Linked DNA regions of Homo sapiens: all the other regions are linked to region 3. Evidence: chromatin loops called from intact Hi-C (ENCODE). Cell type or tissue: IMR-90. All regions are shown on one strand. Region 1 has its middle 210 kb from the start of HAPLN1. Region 2 overlaps EDIL3 (EGF like repeats and discoidin domains 3). Region 3 holds the start of EDIL3-DT (EDIL3 divergent transcript). Region 4 overlaps EDIL3 (EGF like repeats and discoidin domains 3).

Region 1 (5,000 bases), 450 kb before region 3:
TTGGGCTGGTGGAGTCCCTGAGAACAGGCATGTCTGGCTTCACTGCATGTGGAGATGTCCTCCAGTGTATCCGACATTGACAGCTGCCCTTTGACATGCAGCTTCCTGCCGTCTCTGACTGGCGCAGGTCCACTTGATGCCCAGTGCAAGATATCACAGCCAATGTGTTTAGTTTAATCTGCTTTATATACTGCCCAGCACTTCACCTTAAGCAAAAGATATCCTCAGTAGTCAACATTTGTGAATGAAGAATGTACCTGTCTTAGCATTTTAAGTTTCTATTGAAAAATTCTCCTTTGCTTACATACATATCCCAAACATCTAAGCCTTATGAGAAAGGTCTCTGGAATAGAGTCTTATGAATTCTAGTTATATGAAAGCAGGAGACAAGGGAAAAATTGTACCTATCTAAAGTTACAAACTGATTTCGAAAATAAACTTTGACATGAAACCAATGATACAATTTTTGTTCTTGTCCTTTTCTTTTTAAACTTCTGAATAAGCTTAGCACGGTATAGAAGGCAGAATTTTTCATGAATGAATTGAAGCTTGTCACATAAACATAGTGACTAAGAATGAGTTCAAGGCCAGATTGTGTGGGCACAGGGCCTTGTTCCATTCTATTATAATAGTATACTTAAACATGCTGCACTTCAGTTTCCTCATATGCAACATGGAGACAATATTACTGTCTACCACATAGCCCTCCTGTCAGAATTAAATGAGATAAAGATATGAGGGCTTCCTTCAGTGTTGCTGAAAGTACAATAAATATTAAAGCTACGCATTTTTATTTTATGTAACATTCATTTGTCTATTAACACTCCCTTTCTTTGACTTCTTACACAGTCTGAGACAATGAACTGTTTCAAGGATCATATCATATCACAGGGATTGGTGACCTTATAAAAAGAGAATGTCAAGCATCCCATATCGTCTTTTGTGGTAAGATAGTATGTGACTTGGGAGAATGCAAGTGCGGGTCTAAGTAATGACTCCAGATGTGGTTTAGAAAAATAGTTTCTATTATGTTGGTTTTTGTGAAGGTGTGGACAGGACTGGCATATGGTGGAATTTTGTAGGTAGGTTTTTTTAGGTGGCTAGTGGATAAAATCATGAATGTGGTGTGTGGGGGTGGGGAAAGGAATCTTAAAATTAACCCAGACGGCATTTTTTGGCACAAATCTTTATGTTGGCCACCCCTGAGACAGTGTAAGGGTTTGAAATGGACTTATGCCCAAATTCTTTATGGCATAATTTAAAAGATTTTAAGTAAAATGTGCTGCCACAATGAACACACACTGCTTTATGAATGGCCTGATTATTGCTGTGGTTCCGCATAGCTAGAACAGACTGGTCTAAACCAGACAAATTCATGCAGAGTCATGAAGTTGTACTTTAAATCTATTCCTCACTTCCAAATCCACTTTCAACTACATTAATGTGTAGATATTGCAATGAAATATACTGGGTTGTGCACCTTTTAAACAACTCTATGCGTGTCACTATTTAATGTGGAGCATGAAAGAATCTCTGATTACCAGGCTTCAATGTGCTCTTCCAGCCTGTGTGGCTCTGACTGCAGGAAATAGCAGCTCAATCTTTGAAGCAAAGACTTTTCCTTTGCCTCTGAGAGTAAATAGCCTGAGAAAGAGAAAGCTTCCTCACTCCAAGGAAGTCTAGATAAATGTGTGATAGGAAGGGAGAGGGCTGTCTGTTGTGTCTGTCAGAATGACACCTGAAGGAAGGCAGCTGGCTCCTGTGGAGTGATAAGGCGAAGGTTACTGAGGCAAAGATAAAAAGCTCACTTGGTCAAAATACATCACAAACGGAAAGATCTCCAACAGGAATTTTTAGCGTTGCACCCCAAGTCTTTCTCTGAACAAAATGACAATCTGTTCTGATTTTTTGAGGGAATATAAGAAGCATACTCCGCTAAGTGGAACAAGGGCAGAAAACACACACACACACACACACACACACACACTCCTGAGAAGCTGGTTTCACTAGCTGTAGGTGGCCGACTCCTTCTCTAATGGAACACTTTAAGAGAATAAGTCATTTCAAAGAAGCAGGATAGACAAGAGAGGATTTTATTGCTTGAAACGGGAATTTTATTGCTCCAGACACAAGCATTGTTGTTGTTGGTGGTGGTATTGGAAGTCCTGGAGCTCCAGGAATAAAACAACTAGATGCATAGGGCCATGGAAAATCTCACTAACTCAATTCTGTGGTTGATGTTTTTCAAACATCTTAAAATCCTTACCTGCTTTTGACAAACAGGCACTTTTCCTTACTGTGAGATATCTCCTTTCCCTTCACAGTTACCGCCCAACTCCATCCCAATGTTGCCTCCACAGTGATTTTATGAGGTATTATTTTCTACTGTATATATTCCCTGAAAATTTAGTTTCCCCTACCTGCAAAATACAGTCATATTATCACAGTGACCAGGTTCTTTTCATACTGTAGAACACTCCTTAGGTCCACACATATGGGATTACCTCTCTAGCACTCCTCTGCACCTCCGTGTACTTTCCCAACCATTATTTATTTATTTATTTATTTTTTAAGACTTACATGCTTCTTGATAATTGCTTTTCCTAAAAGTTATCTGACAAAATATGTGGTGTAATAAGCAGGTCTTAAAGGGAGACAATTATTACTTCCATCTTTGAAAGAATAAAAAAAAACATTCTCTCTTGCTAGCTTTTTTGAGATGCCATTTTAACCTCTATATTTTTTCCATTCCTTCCAGCAGCAATCCATAGTGTAGCAGGAATTCCTGAAGAGGCTACTGTTTGACCATTGCCAATTCAGATCTGTCTTAATGAGCAAGGCCACCAGGGGGAGCTCCTTGAGTGAGCGTCTGCGGGATCTCAGGAAAAAGGCAAGGCAAAACATGAAGAGGGTAGTGTATTTGCAAGACTGACATTCCCTGCCTTCAGGGGCCACAAAGACCACCTTCCCCGCTGGGCAGCTTACTGGGTAGGAAAAGAAACGCCCCACTAGAAAGAAGGAAATTGTTAGTGTTTAAAAGGAGATGGACAGGAAGCAATGCTTGACTGTTGGATGGCCAGGGGTGGTGGTGGTAAGGAGTTGATTACAGCATAGTGGGCATTCTGGTAATTTCTAGGCCTAGATTTTAGGAATCCATTAAAAGTCAGGGAGCTCCAGGAATAAAACAACTAGATGCATAGGGCCATGGAAACATGAAAACATGGATGAGAGCAGATAGCTTTATGAGGAATGGGGTAGTGGATCAGTACCAGGTGGTGGTCTACTGATGGAGTAAGTAACAGAAGTGAACGAGGGAAAAGGGGTATTTCTGTTGGCACAAGTGGAGTTTGTTAGAGCAGAGTGCATGAGCAGCTACAATGATACCAATGTAAAAGACTAGATCATTCGTTTTCGAAATGATGGAGGAAATGGTAAATGTCACAAGATGGAAGAAAAGGAAAAATGCATAGATGAATTTTTCCACAGACTTTTTTGAGCTAGAAAGAAGGAATTTGAAGAGACTAGAAGTTCCAGGAATTCTGCTCATAGTGCGTGAGTCAGATTTACTGTTCTGATACCATATTAAAATCCTATCATCTAGGATGACTTGGGAAAGACTATGCTGAATATTTTGTTTGTACGTACCAATCAAACAATATCTATACTTCCTGTCACAAAGACAGGGTATTTAGACCTTTAAATATGATATGATAACTTTCGATTTCCAGCATGTCTATTAATAATAATTTTCCCCCATATAAGCTATATTTTATTTGGTAAAACAAAAATGAGAAAGAACCAGAGCAAACTAGAAGGGCTAGCATTTTTCTCCCCCAGTTTGTGGGAGAGAATTCCATCTTAAATGCCACATTTATCTGTAGCTCAACTGTAGTAACACTGGCTGCAATCTCTCAGAAAGACAGTGAACCATTCCATCAAGCTAAGCAATAGTCTTCCACATAGTGGAGTGACTGGCAGACACATCAATGATGGCTCTAGCTGAAAGTTATGGTTGGCACAGCTCTGGCACTGCAAACGTTAGGAAGATGCCACCACAATAAACCTTCCATGGCCCCATGAATGAAGCTGCAGTAGTCTGCCCCTGGAACAGCTGGCTTAAAAGAGTTCTGTGTGCAATAGGCTTTTCTAGACCTGCAGACTGAAGTAAAAGCTGTGTGCAATTAAAAAAATATTTTAAATGTTGTGTTTGTATTTTGACACCAATGTTGGGGACACTAGGATAGTTGAGGCACATTACTGACTCCTTTCCAGCATGCTTTCTGAACTGAAAAGGGAGTGAATTCAGAGACTTGTGGCTTTAGGTGAGTTAGACCCTTACAAGTATGTTTGATTTTTCTTTCTTTCTTTTTTTTTTTTTTGCCTAACAAGCTATTTCTGAATTCATGAGTAAAAAAGTTCAGGATCAAAAATGAGCTGAAGGAAGATGAGAATGAGAAAGGAGAGACAGAAAGACAAAAAGAAATAGACAACGAACAGGCAAAGAGAGGGAGAGACACGGTATCCAAAGGAAAATTTATAGATATGCTTTCAAATGTCAAAATATTTCTTACCTCTTTTAGTTTATTATACTTTATTTAGCAATACCTATCACATTAAATTATAACTATACAAATGACAATCCTTTGAGTATCTATGATTAACTTTTCATGTGTTTTTTTCTGCAGAATACAATTACTAAGAATTCTTATATATCTATTTTGAACTATTTAATTTTACATGTAGTTATACAATTACTCCCAATTTCATTTAAGACCCTCAAATAAAGAAACAACAATATATGTTGTGTGTTGTGTCACAATTCATTGTGCTTTGATGAATGATTGTGAGTGCTTTACCATTTGCATATTACTCAGCTCCTTCATTTTATTGATAGGAAAATAAGCTCAGAGAGGGTTAAGTTTTGTTTATGAATTTGGCTCAATTATATATTAATTATTAGCTCATGTGTTCATTCTCCACAGACCTTCATATCTTTCATT
Region 2 (5,000 bases), 360 kb before region 3:
ATCATATACATATGTGTGTATATATATATGATATAACGTATCCTGTACATATATATGTATGTATAGGACACATTAAGGCAACTCAAAAATTAATTTTAAATTCTTCAATCTAAAAACAATAAGAAACATTGTTCCTTACAAAAGTGCTATTTTATTAGGCTAACTTGGTCTATGTAATAAATGTCATTTGTAGTTTAGAGCAAGAGTGATTTATAGCTAGAAAGATTTAGAATTTAGTTTTTGTAAATAATTATCTTATTATGAAGACTGAAACTATTTGATATTTATCAAAAGGCTTCAGGAATATTCTGCTGCCAAACACACAGATTCCTCCTTTGTGAGTGATGTTTGTTAATATATTAAATGAAGTCATTTCGGAGAATATGAGATATGCACATCATTCATGTATTCATTCATTCTATTGTTTATTTGCTACATATTTATTGAGTGACAGCTATGTGTTCACCATGGCTCTAAAGAATGGGATATAGCAATGAAGAAAGAAGATGGTGGTATGCATAAGTAGATGTTCCTATTCAAGTCTAAAGAACATGTCGAGCTCACATTGAATGGTGTATGATATACAAATATACCTCTCAGAACACAAAACATTTTGCATATCAAACCTGTCTTCCAGGGGATAACCCTTAAGCTAAAGCTAAATTAACAAAGTACCAAAATATGGAGTCATTTAAATTAATTTGGTTGAAAAGTTGGTCATCCAATTATATTATATCATATAGATTGAATTGTAGATAAATTGAAAGCTAGTTTTTTTGTTTTATTTTTAATGGGACATGGTGCACCTTAGATTTGGTCATCAGCTACTTATATCATGTTTGACTTTCCAAGCTTCAAATCTGGTACCCTAACAATTGGACCAGTTCTATAAACTTACTCCTATGTAGGATGATATTAATGTTTTATTCAGTTTAAATAAATCTTGACTCTCCTATGCTTAACAGGATTTTTCAATACATTATATTTTGGAGCTGGCATTGTATAAATATGAAAATAGTCACATACCGCTGATTCTGGCTGTTTGGTTAGCTTGAGAAATGAACTGATAGTCACAGAAATTTATATCATTGTCATTAACTTCAAACACTTGTAAGCTACTCAACTTCTGGTAGCATGGAAGTGTTGTATCAGTTGTATAGGACTGTTAAGCCACTTTTAAAAAGTCTTTGATCTGCTGGGCGCGGTGGCTCAGGCCTGTAATCCCAGCATTTTGGGAGGCCAAGGCAGGCGGATTACAAACTCAGGAGTTTGAGACCAGCCAGGCCAATGTGGTGAAACCCCGTGTCTACTAAAAATACAAAAATTAGCCAGGCATGATGACACGCGCCTGTAGATCCAGCTACTTGGGAGGCTGAGGCAGAAGAATCGCTTGAACCCAAGAGGCAGAGGTTGCAGTCAGCCGAGATCATGCCACTGCACTCCAGCCTGGAGACAGAGCGAGACTCCGTCTCAAACAAACAAACAAACAAACAAACAAAAAGTCTTTGATCATATTTGTAACTAAAAATTAAAGACTCTAATGTGATATAAAATGAAATGAAACATGAAAATACCACTTTAACAAATAACCCAGTATAAAAAGAAAATAAAAGAAAAACTAGCTAACTGACTAAGAAAATTAATTCTTTGTATCTTAAAGGGTAGTTGGCAGTGGGTCCTGGCTAACTGAAGAGCAGATACAGAACTCTGGAATACTGAACCATAGCATGAATTGATACGAACTGCATTTTGGCTATAATCATATTAGCACATAGAAACAAAAGAAGGTTGGACAGAGTGCACAGTGATCTCTCTACTATAGATCAATTTTGTAGGCTTGCTTCTCCTGTTGATGATAAAATAAACTGCTCTTATTCTATGATGAATAAACCCACAAATACTCCAGGACACTTAGATGGGTTGAGGAGTAATTTAAGTATGTGGTCCACTTGGGACATAACAGGGTATAGCTAGTGACTGCTCTGTAAACATAGCTGTCTGGGAAGTGGAAAACACTGTGATGCAATGTGGGCTCTGAAGGACAGTATCTAAGTTAAGAAAAGAGCAGCTATATCACAATAACACAATGGTACCTTAGAACTGATTAAATGATAAAAGTCATCTAGTTCAAAGGAAGAATGAGAAAGGTTATTGCACAGTAGGTGGCAGAGTTAGAAATGAAATGCTGCTCTGGTTCTCAGGCAAATATTTTAGGCCCAGACTCATAATTTCATTCTGCAATTTATTTGTAAGTTTATTTGCTAGACATTGCTTTATCATTTTTCAAAGATTGCAAATAAAAGCTTAGTATCAATTAAATAAAAATATTTGATTCCTAAAACAGAAATTAAAAGAAAGATAGTTTTGTACAAAAGTGCATATTTCCTCAACAAAACTCTCAGTATTATATTAAGAAAATCACTTAGCAGGGATGAAAGATAAAAATGTATACTATCAATTTACATTAAGAGATATAACAAGAGTGTGTTATATATATAAGAGTGTGTTTAAATAACTCTGTCCGTTATTTAAACAGAGTGAGAAAAATAATGGTTTTCATCAGCTCTAAAACTCATGGAACTTCTCTCTGAAAATAAACCATGCTGAGAAGCCTTTAAGAAGTTAAATAGCAGAAACTCTCTTGAGAAGTAAATGTTAAAATTATGGCAATATCCCTTAGAGTTTTCACTTAGAATTAAAGCTTTTCTTTTCTTTATTTTAAAAACTTTTATTTCAGGTTCAGGGGTGCATGTGAAGGTTTGTTACACAGGTCAACTTACTGGCATGGGGGTCTGTAGTACAGATCCTCTCATCACCCCGGTCTCCAGCCTAGTACCTAACAGCTATCTTTTCTGCTCCTCTCCCTCCTCCCACCACCCACCCTCAAGTAGACCCAAGTGTCTGCTGTTTCCTTCTTTGTGTTCATGAGTTCTCATCATTTAGCTTCCATTTATAAATGAGAACATGTGGTACTTGGTTTTCTAGGGAACTACATTTCTTCTATACCTTTGTCATGTTGTAAATCTGTTTTATTATATTGTGTGTTACAGTTCTTAGAGCAAATTTCCTCTGAATGCCGTGTGATGTGGTTTCTTGCCAAAAGGGAATGTTTAAAGTAAAGTTGAGTAAATCTAGTTTATCGTCATGCATATCAAAACACTGCCTAGCTCTGATAACACTCATCTCACTTCTTTCTTTTCTTCCTCTAAAGCGTCATTTTGATCCCAGTGTTGCAAAAATTAATGTTCTAAATTCATATTCCCTATTGTGTTTTGTATATGCTGTAATTCATCTAGTTTTCAACACAATACAGGTTGTGCATCCCTAATCTGATAATCCCAAATCCAAAATGCTCCAAAATAACAACTTTTTGAGTGCTGATATGATGTGGAAAATTCCACACCTGATCTCACATGATGGGTCACAGTTAAAATGCAGTCAAAACTTTGTGTAATGCACAAAACTATTAAAAAATATTGTATAAATCATCTTCATGCTATGTTCATAACTGTATATAAAACAAATGCATCCCTGGTTACTCCTGGGCCTCATTCTCAAGGGATTTCAATACATATATATGTAAACATTCCAAAATCCAGAAAAATATAAAAATATGAAACACTCCTGGTTCCAAGTGTTTTGGATAAGGGATACTTACTCTGCCTGGCTTAATTGAGTGTAAAGTCTTTGTATAAAGAGACACAAGAGATCACAGATGGCAGGCCCTGTGGGATGACATCTGAAGTGCACTGATTGCTAGGGCTGGAAGCCTGAGACTAGACACTTAAATTTTTCCTGTGCTACTTGGTAGCTCTGTAACCTTAGAGCTAGTCCTTTTTGCCATCATGAGTCTCAGTTTCCTCGTGTACAAAGTGGCAAGAATAAGTGAGGAAGATATCTGTCCTACAAGTTTTATAACGTTTTTAATGAAGATCAATGCAGAAAGTGCTTAATAAATCTTTCTGTTGATGTTCTCACTCTCATATTTCCCCCCACATTCAACCTAGTTCTATTGTCAAGATTTACACATCTTTTTGTAAAATCTAAATTGCTGTAGAAACATAGGGTAGTGTTATTCTATCCGGCAATGTGCCAGGCTGCTATGCAGGGCTTTGCTACTGGCGAGCTTTTCCTTTTATTCAGTTTGGTACACAGAGAGGTTCCACAATGTCAATGATTATTATTTTTATTCATTTTAAAGACAGTTTCACTTGTGAAACATGTAACCAACACTCTGTGACTTCACTAGGATCACAATAACCTGAACTTTGTTTATGAATTTAAAAGTATCTTTCATGAGCAAATATAATTATTCTGGTGAAACTATGTGAGGACCAAAGTCACTGAAAAGTTTATGACTTACTGTAACTGTAAGAATAGAAACACAAATTTGGCACACCAGTGCACATTATCAGTTTTTAAAAGCTACATTTTAAAAATAAATGTATAATAACTGTGGGATCTGCACTGATTGGACAGGAAATGTATAATGAAACATGACTTTGGAAAAATTACAGCATGCGCACCCATTGGGCAATATGACATGAATTACAAATATTACAAAGTGAATTCATTCTGTTGTTTTCTTTTTCAATGATTACTTATTCTGTCATCTGTTAATACTGATCATAAATTGTGTCACTTCCAGGAAAGTTTCTCTAATTACAAAGTGAATTCATTCTGTTGTTTTCTTTTCAATGATTACTTATTCTGTCTTCTGTTAATATTGATCATAAATTGTGTCACTTCCAGGAAAGGTTCCCTAATAAATCCAGAGGAACAAATAACACTCTCCCAATGAAAGCTTGTTTTACTCCACAGTGAGTCATCATGGACATGACCTTTCTTTCGCCATCGTATGAAAAGATGTGCAGATATTGGCTCTGCACTTCCACATCCAGCTAAATCCCTCCTCAGCTCTGAAGTCTGGCTACACAAATCTGTAACCATCTTCTTGTTCCGGGAACTCTTGTGGCATGGTTGTCTAAAGTACATAGTTG
Region 3 (5,000 bases):
CCCATTTAGAGATTATCATCTTCAAATCAAGCATATATCATCTAACAAGAGATTAAAACCTTGGTCTTCCCATTTATGAAATATTATATCATATTAAATTATTTTAAGAGATCAATCATTTTGATACAAACCTGTTTTGGAAAAGATAAAAGGCAAAGCTAAGTCAATCTTCTTTCTCCATAGTAACAACCACATTCAAAAGTGCTTTAGTGCTTAAAAAGCCGTCACCTAAATTCTTGTACTTAAATCCTCCATTCTAAGTCACACACTATAAATCTGAACAATTCCTACACAGTTACTATCACTATAATAATGCATATTTTAAAACAAAATAGCAGCACATTTTCTAAAATATAACCAAATAATTGCAGGACATTTTATCTACATTGTAAGGTCTACTTCTTTTTTACAAAATTCAGTTTTGTGTCTTCTAAAACTTTATTACCTTAGAAGAAAAATAATTTTAAAATACCAACATTTTATTTGACACAACGGGAAAAGTCTTAAATAAGTACATTGTTCAGATATCTAGCTATTTCACCATTAAGCAGGTTTTCAAGCTTAAACATTTTTGACCAAGTCTTTTTTTAAATAATGTATACATTTCACTGCATTTGCACCCAAAAAATGTTGAACATCTTGCAGTGAGGCTTTCTCTAGGTCGCAAAACCAGCATTATCACCAGTTATTGCATTCTCTTATATGGTGATACACTTACCACTCCCCACCCCAAACCCTCCCAACTGCATGTACCCAGTTTTTTGTACTGCAAAGTATCACTGCTTTTACATATACTATTCGAGTCTCCTCTTTGTCTAAAAGTTGGCATGTTTTACTGCTCTGATTAAGCCTGACCTATTACTTCATATGCTTTTCACTTTCTGGATTCAGTTTATAGAGGACCCAGAAACTTGAAAGCCAAGAGAAATAAGCTTTTCTATGATACATGATCTAAGACCTAACTATGACATCTATTTTTGTGGTCAGAAGTTTCTGATTCTTTATCCTAGGTTCTCAGCTATGTGGTATGTGGATGAAGCTTCAAGGCAAGTGGCTTCTCCACAAGTGAAGTGGATATAAATTACTGTATACTTGATAGCTTTAGGCAGGACAGTGTGATCAAATCAAGGTGTAAAATCCTGAGTTGCTCCATGATTTAGATCCCAATTTATTTCCACTTATGTTTTAAACTTCAGGTTTGGTAGGCAGAGGTTTGACATTATCATCTTCCTTTTCTTTCCTCACAAAAAGATAAGTTACAAGTTTCACAACGTTTCAAAGGTTTGCAATCTTTTAATAATGATGACAAAATATCACTATCAATTTTACAGTAGATGTTGTGTCCTATTTGCCATATAACAAGGAAATGAGGGAGGAGGGGAGAGGAGGAGAAAGAGACGGAATGAAGGAGAGAGAAATTTTTATCCTAGGAGAACTCTGACACAGAAAGAATGCCACTGGAAACCGACTATTTGGCACAATGTCAGTGACTGTATAAAAAAGCTCCTTAAAAGGGTATAATGGTGAATCTGTAACATAGTTTTGAGGGCTACATCAGCAGATGCTGGAACTACAAGTTATCAGTTAAAGGTCAATTGCAATCAAAATAAATTAGTTCAAGTCCCTGACATCAATTGATGCAGAGGAGTCACATATATAGAAATTAATAACTGGCTTAAATGGGATATAACAAAGCTTTATTTATCATGACATTTGTCTCTTTTGGCCACATGACTTGTTTTATGTAGAATCTTGCAAGATCTAAAAAACATACACTTTACCATAATGACAAAAAGAGTAAATAAAAGCATTCATCTCTTTCCAGTGCAGTAGATGCATAGGAATAGTTGAGTGTGTATGTCTGTGTAAATCAATATAACAGAACTGCTATTTATGAAACTTATAGTTCATATGAAGAATAAGCTTAGAAATCGTGGTATAAATTTCATTAATAATTGTTTTACTACAAACACCTCATAGCTCTCTGTGTTTTTCCTTGGAAGGTACTTAGAAGACTCCCTCTAAAGTAATAGTTCAACCTAAGTGTGCACTTGAATGTCTGTGTTTCCAAGTTAAAATCCTATGGTAGAAGGATTCTACCTTACAATGCCCTCTTTTTTTCTTCCTCAGGGAAGCAATGAAAACTAACTAATAACATTAGTTTCGTAAAGAGTAGAAAGTTACTTTATGTGGATCTGCAGATTCACATTTATGACTTGACTTCTTTTATTTTTCCTTTTATTTTATTTTTTCCTTTAAAAGATCTTCGTTGATTATCCTGACATCTGCTGGTGAGGGCACAGTTGATTCTAGTCTACTTTTCCCTTCAACAACTTGCTCAAATCAAAGATTTTTAGGGGTATTTTCAGTGACAAGTGGTAATACATTCAGTTTAAGTATTTATAGTACTTAAATTCTTGCTGTATCACATAGGAAACCATGAGAAATATTTTAATAATTACTTCACATTGGCAGTCATTTGACTCTGTCTATAAATACATGTTTGCTTTGATTAAGCAAACAACATTATAATCATTACATGGACTATGATAAAAATAAAAAAATCATTTTAGAAGAATATTTATATAGTCTATAACTATAGAACATCTAAGGAAGATGCTAAGCGTCTTCCTTAAAACACAGAGAAGAACTGAATAATAGGAATGGCTTAGCTTTGGTTTTCTGCTTTTTAAAATAATAATGTTAATTTTCAACCTACTTAGCAAATAAAAAGTAAATGATTAACTATGACAGAAGCCATTAACACTCAACACATATTTGCAAAATTTGCTATTTTTTACTCAGTATCCAAATGTTATGATTTACTTCTGACTTGAACTGAGTTCTGAAGCCTGCACTGTTTCTTTGGAAGAGATACAATGAACCTATTACATCCTAATCTTACTCAAAGCTATTGCACCTGCAAGTGTGTGCAGTAAACAACAAATATCAGAATTACTTTTTTAGGCTTCAAGAAACTCTCAAAGGAGGCAACTTTTAAAAAATTATACACTAAATGATAATATATACAGTTCATCCCATTATGCAAAATCCTTCAAAAATGAAAAGTTTTAGCTAATTAAAACTTTATCTTGAAATTAATAAAATTAACAGCTGGTACTACTAATTTAACTCTAAAAACTGTCAAGCTTTTACTTTTAATGGTATCGAGTGACCATGCTACTTTATTTTAGTCATGTATATCTTATTCCTTCCCTTTACATTGCTATAATTTTATTAGAAGAAAAAAATCACATGTATCTAGAGAGAAAAGCAAACTTTATTAAATATTTATTTAAAATACCCTAGATTTTGAATACATGATTTATATGAACATTGATGTCAATATATTTGAGAAAATTATGACATAGTTTTAATTTAGAAAAGTATTCAGAAATACATTTGCCTACTTTTGAAGATTTTTGCAACTTCAAGATCAAAGAAGGAAAAATAGACCATCTCAATTTTTTCCTGATTTTTAAAAATTATTTTAAGTCTTTTCCCAAAACCATATACATTTAAAACAAATACATTTTAATTCTAAGGAAACATTTCAGGAAAAATCAGAAAAACATTTTCAGAACCAGAGGAAAAAATTGTGTGTTGTATCACCACAGTGGCCAAAATATTGCAATACTGTCAAACTTTCACATGAGAATACTTCATTTTCACTTAATTCTTATTTTAATTTGATATTTCAGAATTATTTTTGTATGTTTTACCTTGACTCTGAAGTTAGCATTTATTTTTAAGGTATAAAATTTAATGGTCAGGTAAATTAGGCAACGAAGACATCAATGTGTAATAATAATATAATAAGATAAAAGAAACTCCTTATTTCTGTATAAATGTAACTATACTAATCATAAAAGGTTAGTGTTGTTATCTGGAGTGAGACTGTTCAGGTATTAATTTATTCTCATGTAAAATTAACTAAAAATCGCCATTGATTAAAAAAAGAAAATGCAAATGCCAATGATTCATAGTATTTAGGACATGTCTAGACATTTTTAGACAGTGCCATTTGCTTAAAGACTTCAGGCACAAACTGCAGGCACAGGGACAGATTGCATAAGATGTCACGTGCTTGCTGCAACTGTATGCATGTTATTGAATTTTTTAGAGCAACCCATACCGTGAATAATTTAATAGTTAATAAAATATTCAATCTGACTGATCCATTGGTTTAATTTTAAAATAAAGACGACTAATAAAAGGAGTTACATATCCTTATCAAATCCCAGGCATTAATGCAAGTAAATTGCAACCCATACGTAGGGAAAACACCAATTTCTAAGAGACATGAGATTAATGATTGGGGGCGGGAAGGAGTGCAAGGAAAATTCTGTGTTAGCACTGGCTTCAATAAGTTTGCCGGAAGTTTAATTGTTTGGAGCTGTCACGGAAGCTGTACTCTGCCTTCTGCAGAGGTGAGGGAGAAAAAATTAGAGAGGTGCAAGTTTTAACAGAAAGGGCTAATGCAAAATGGTCTATTTATTTTTCCTCAAGCCTTTCCCCTGTCCTCACAAGCTAGCTGGGGGAAAAAGGGAGAAATCTCCTGAAGAATATGGAGCATCCAGCTTCCCGAGCATTGTCTAAGAGAACCAGGATGGAGAGTCCAGGCAACATCTCCATGGTTGGCTTGTCTGGCGGAGTAAGCTGTGCCCTCGGCGCGGGTATCTTCAGGAGACAGAGCTCCTGGCTGCAGCGAGCCGGGACTTGCCGCGCCCCGGGGCTCCCTCAATCAGACCCAGCCAGGCAAGCGCGGCCACATAGGCAAGCGCGGCCACATAGGCTAGACGCACTATCTTCTCCTCTACCCCGCGCCGCCCTCCACCTCGGAGCGGGGACGTACGGTGGTGGCGGTGACACAATGCGAGTGAGTGGGTGAGTGTGTTTTCGTGTTTGGGGTGGAAACGTAGGCGGGGAAGAGAAGGAGGAGAGGGGAGTGCCTGCAGTCCTTCCCCCTTCCCTTCCTGCTAAGAGATCAAAGTGCAGAG
Region 4 (5,000 bases), 130 kb before region 3:
AAAAAAAAAAAAAAAAAAAAAAAATTCTGCTAAGATACTGATTTCTTAATCATTTACCTACATTTGTTTCTCTGATTCCAGATTTGGATCTTTCAAATAGTGCCAAAAATATTATATACTATTATACAACTCGAAGGCACTGCCAATTTGGGGTTGTTGGGCTTAAAATACAACACTAAAATTTTACTCTATTCATACATTTCTACTAGGGGTATTTATGACTCTAATTTTCTTCAGATATACAGACTTTCCTGAGGATATGATTCTCACATTAAACTCTGAAACTCAAATGTACATATTTGAAGCCTGGGTCAAAGTGGTTACAACAGTTTTATTTCGATGGCACTGTGTCAAACCTCCTAAAATATCAGTGAGTTAATAAAAGCATTAAAAGAGAATTATCTTTGAAGATGAATTAAATGAACAAAGTACCTTTCAGCAATAATAAACTTCTTTAGATAACATATATTCATAATGCAATATAAAAAATAAGGAAAATTCATTAAAAAAATAAAGCACACTACAATCCAGTAACTAATGGCCAAAGATGGTAAATTAATGGTTTTATTTAATTATTCTTTCTTTCATTCAACCAATAGTTACTGGATTTTTACTATGCATAAGGTAATTAAGTTAGGTGCACTGGGTACAATGATGGGTAATTCAGACTGATCCCTGGACGCTATTACTTTTCTTTTTCAAAACTATTTCCCCAAAGCCATTGAAGTGTCCTGTTTCTCTAAGGTTTATGCAGGTTGACAAAACATGTTTGGTTTCCTATAATGAACAGATATATTCCATCTTGTACTCTTCGTGGTACTAATGCGAAAAATATAAATTTTTTTCAAACTTACCTGTGCTATTAACTTTGAAAATTATTTCTCTCTTTAGTTAGAGAGAAAATCTCTGCACAAGTTTACATGGTGTTAAATTATTTTAAAGTACAGCTATTTCCTTAATGGGGACCTATGTGGAAATTACAGAAGTTACTCTAAATCCATAAGTATACATATTTCGCAGATTTTTTAAAAAACTATTTGAATGTAACCAATGACACATTAATTTTTGCAGAGCAAATTTTTTAGAAAACTTTGAAGAGCACTGCATCTGGAATATCCTCTTCTTTATATGCTTAGAAATATAAAATATATTTATCACCTAAGAAAAGTAATGATTAGAACAGCTACAAAATGCTGATGGATATTCGAAGTCCCTAAAAACATCCTGTTTTATTTACAGTGATAATTTAACTTGAATAAATTGACTTTGGAGTTATGTATTTTATTTGAGAATAAAATGTTAAATTTATATTAATATTAGAAATATAAGAAATGTTATATTTATGTATTATTTGTAATGTCTTTAAATTTAGTGTTAATTACTAAAAATATTTTAAAACTTAAAGAACACAATTAATATAATTTCAATATAAACTGGAAATGATACAACTGAGAATCCTACACAAAAGTAAACTAATTAGCAACATATAGCAATTTTACAACTAATCTCCATAATGCACCACAGCCAAACTGCCATTTATTCATGGAAATAAAAAGATAACTACTGAAATACTTAAATTTTGCACTTACCAACCTCCACAACACTAGAACAGTTGGGGTCTGTGAAGCCATCTGGACACTCACAGGAAAAGGAACCATCAGCCAATCCTGGCAAACAGATACCTCCATTTTCACATGGATTGGGATCACAAATATCACCTAAGGCATAAAAAAAAACCGAAATTGACATTTTTTTTTTGTCTTGGACATTGAAACATACTAGTTTACTTTGCTATGGATGTTCCCTTGGCAAAGTCAAAAGTCAGGGTAATATTAAGATTCACACATAAGATCTGCAAGACTCATTTCAAACCATGTACTCAAAAAAAAATACTATGTAACATGGCAAAAATTAAACTGCATAATTCAAACACTGCCTCTGAAAGCTATTGGTTCAGTTTGGAGTTCCTTCATAATATGTAAAGAGAATGTTGTCTAATTGGTTAATAAATATTAACCTAAATATCTGTAATAGACTAGTGTCATTAATTACTCTAATAAATACCTTCTTTATATCCACACAGTTTACTCTTTAACTCTTTAAAGGACAGGAGTTTATTTCTGGATCCCTAGAATCTGGGCTTGTCCATGTGACTTGCTTTGGCCAGTAGGTCGTTAACAGACTTGAAGACAACAGAGATTTGAAAAGCACTTGAAGACATCTACTTCCTCTCTTGGAGTGCTGAGATCGTCATGTGAATGAATTCAGGCTAGCTTGCTTGAGATGAGTGAAAGAAATGTGGAAGGATAAGAAAGAAACTGCTACAGAGAAATAACTTATGACATAACAGAAACCCCACAATACGTGGCCTTGGCTGTGGCAATGGGTGGCAGATAGTATCTGGAAAAGCAGTCATGGCCATGAAAAGCTAGAAAAATGGCTACCCATTTTATGTAGTGTGTAACAATTGATAAAGCTGTCATCTGAGGTAACTGGGGAGGTAGAACATGTATGCGATGAACTTTTCATATGAGTAAGGAGATTTCCGGGCAGACTGTTAAAGCATCAGTTGGCTCTTACTGCCTGCATATGATAAGGTGCTACAATAAAGAGATGAGCTAAATAAAGAACCAGTCCATTTGAAAGTAAAGGGAAGTAGTATACAAGGACCAGGACTTGTGTTAGAAAACACAATTGTTTCTAAACTCCCAACTCTCAAAGTGGTAAATTATCGAATGCCAGAAAGACATGGCCCAACATAAATATCAATCATGGATGTGGCTACAAACCTCCCTGTGAAAACATTTCAAATAATTCAGGTGGAGCCTGAAAGATCTTCTCAGCTAAATAAAAGGGCTTCTAGAGACCTTAAGGATTGTCCCTGAGAAGGCTGACACACCCAAAGTAGCACTGATTAAGTCTGGAGTAAAAAGCAGGCTTCAGACAGAATCATGGGTGTGGCTTTATTGCACACAGGATTTGAATCAGATGCACAAAAACCCATACAGTTTTAAAGGGAGCTTTGTAGGTGAAACTGCCACCTCCTGGACTCAATGAGTAAGGGACTTTTCAAAATAAAAAAGCATCTGGGCACCAACTTCCTACTAGTTTGTATTTCTTAGTTATGTTATTCTCTGTAAGGTTTTTCACATGAGAATTATTTAAACTCTTTTCCAGATGAAGCACTTTAAAAATATTTGAAAAATGAAAATTCAGGTTATGATTTCTGTCAAATATAAACCAAGTCATTAGCCACACTAAGATGATAGATTAAAACAGTACCTAAGTGCTGGAGCAGACCTTAGAAAAGAGAGTCATAAAATGAATGAATTAATGTTTGGGGAATACCAAAGAATTTAGCGTGGCTGGACCATGGAGTATTTAATCTGGAATGGCTAAGAAAGTATAAATATGTTAGATCAGGGAGGATTAAAAAGTGCCATTGTAATTTTTAAGATAAGGAATCAATGAGAGAGTGTCTAACATTTTTAACATGTATTTTAAAGTTTGGACATGGTCAGATCTAAATTAAGAAGACAATCCTGGCAGCATTTTGAATGGGGTGATTGATGACTGATAAAGATACTTCAGTAGACTTGCTATCATTTATATACTTATCATCTAACTATCTATCTATCTATCTATCTATCTATCATCTATCTATCTATCCATTTATCCATCCACACATATAGCTAGCTAGCTATCCTTCCATTTGTCTATCAATTTGTCTATCTGTCCTTCTAGTCCTTGAGTACCTATTGCATGGTAGGCAGGCACTGAGGTAAGTGCTGTATATACCAAACTAAATAACAGACTATGGAGCTTAGTGGGAGAGATAAAAATGCAGGAACAATTACAATTATACTACACAGTAGTAACACCTGCAACTGGTATACATGATCCAAACTGTGGGACCAGTGGAGACTTTTAAGGAGACTCAGTGCTATCAGGTGATGAAGAGGAGAGAGCGTATGCTTAATATTCCAGGCAAAGGGAATAACACACTTAAAGGAAAAAGGTCATGTCTCATTCCAGGAACTTCAGGTAGGCCACTGTAGCTAGAATATAAATACGTATTAGAAATAGAAAATGATGAGGTCCAAAAGGTAGGAAGGCCATATGAATCAAGGTCTTGTATGCTGTGCCAAAAATTTTGGAGTTTATCTTCAAGCACTGGAAAATTATAAAAGAACTTGAAATATGGGAAAGTGTATCACCACATTTGTGCTTTGGAAGAATCACTAAGGCAGCAATGTGTTGAATCAGATGGAGGAGGTTGGGCCGAGGGAAAAAGGAAAATGCATTTATTGTTTGAAGTAGTCTCAAAAAAAATGATGAAGATTCTCTTGACCCTTCATAGAGGTGGCTACAGACAGGGAAATCAAAAGAGGCATCATTTAATATCAAATCTAGTTAATAAATACTAGGTAATGAAACCAGAATAAAAGTTCCCCCAAATCAAGACCCACCCACCTATGTGGAGTAATCAGTGTAAGGACACAGTCTCATATTTACATATTTACCTAAAAATAAGAACCCTTCTTTCAGATCCCACTCTGTCCTATAACCAAGTTCTTGCATCAGATAGTAACTGAGGTAGGCCTACAGTCCTGATATACCCAGGGCCAAAGGAGGTTCTTTCAATTATCCCATCATTATGGAGAGTGCCTTAAGAATCCTTTCTGGTGCCTTAAGAAACCTTCCATGGCCCCTCTGCTGCCCTCTCTAGATGATAATGCTAAATCGAGTCAATTTTCTACCAGGCATGTGGGCCAGTCATATCATGTTTCTGTGGTCAAAATGAGACAGGACTATCTGCTCAAGTCTCATTATATCTTAGAGATGCCAACTGTTGTTTAACTGACATGTTTTTCTCTCTTCTCCTTGTAATTTTTGTTCTTCTTTTTTGCTTATGGAAACACATTTCTAATACACTCGAAATTTTCATCTTATTTCCATCATTAGCATACTATCTTTTGAAAGGGAGAAAACAGGTAATA

The links. Hi-C counts contacts between places; a loop is a spot of excess contacts. Peaks named below come from ENCODE experiments on the same cell type or tissue, not always from the same donor. Only the 100,000 strongest peaks of a DNase experiment are listed, where the experiment ranks them.
Region 1: it touches region 3 in a loop (9-fold over the local background); 11 of 110 quality-filtered maps call a loop at or near these places.
Region 2: it touches region 3 in a loop (2.2-fold over the local background); 4 of 110 quality-filtered maps call a loop at or near these places.
Region 4: it touches region 3 in a loop (2.5-fold over the local background); 3 of 110 quality-filtered maps call a loop at or near these places.

The regions. Positions count from the first base shown.
Region 1 is chr5:83,924,481-83,929,480 of GRCh38, forward strand. No RefSeq gene overlaps it. Among named protein-coding and RNA genes, the nearest start is that of HAPLN1, 210 kb to the left of the region's middle. RefSeq lists an enhancer at 2,752-3,253. In IMR-90, a CTCF peak has its summit at 2,842 (motif pointing right); DNase peaks (open chromatin) are centred at 581, 931 and 2,841; H3K27ac peaks cover 402 bases.
Region 2 is chr5:84,013,172-84,018,171 of GRCh38, forward strand. The region is part of intron 9 of EDIL3 (EGF like repeats and discoidin domains 3); the gene reads right to left. Among named protein-coding and RNA genes, the nearest start is that of HAPLN1, 290 kb to the left of the region's middle. In IMR-90, no CTCF peak of the experiment used is centred here; a DNase peak (open chromatin) is centred at 3,110; H3K27ac peaks cover 253 bases.
Region 3 is chr5:84,377,652-84,382,651 of GRCh38, forward strand. All of the region lies in intron 1 of EDIL3 (EGF like repeats and discoidin domains 3), which reads right to left. It overlaps EDIL3-DT (EDIL3 divergent transcript), which reads left to right and starts at 4,771. Exons shown (of 4, transcript NR_183295.1): 1 at 4,771-4,887. In IMR-90, a CTCF peak has its summit at 2,300 (motif pointing left); DNase peaks (open chromatin) are centred at 950 and 1,480; H3K4me3 peaks cover 790 bases; H3K27ac peaks cover 1,099 bases.
Region 4 is chr5:84,252,495-84,257,494 of GRCh38, forward strand. EDIL3 (EGF like repeats and discoidin domains 3) reads right to left here. Exons shown (of 11, transcript NM_005711.5): 2 at 1,590-1,718. Among named protein-coding and RNA genes, the nearest start is that of EDIL3-DT, 130 kb to the right of the region's middle. In IMR-90, a CTCF peak has its summit at 3,037 (motif pointing left); no DNase peak of the experiment used is centred here.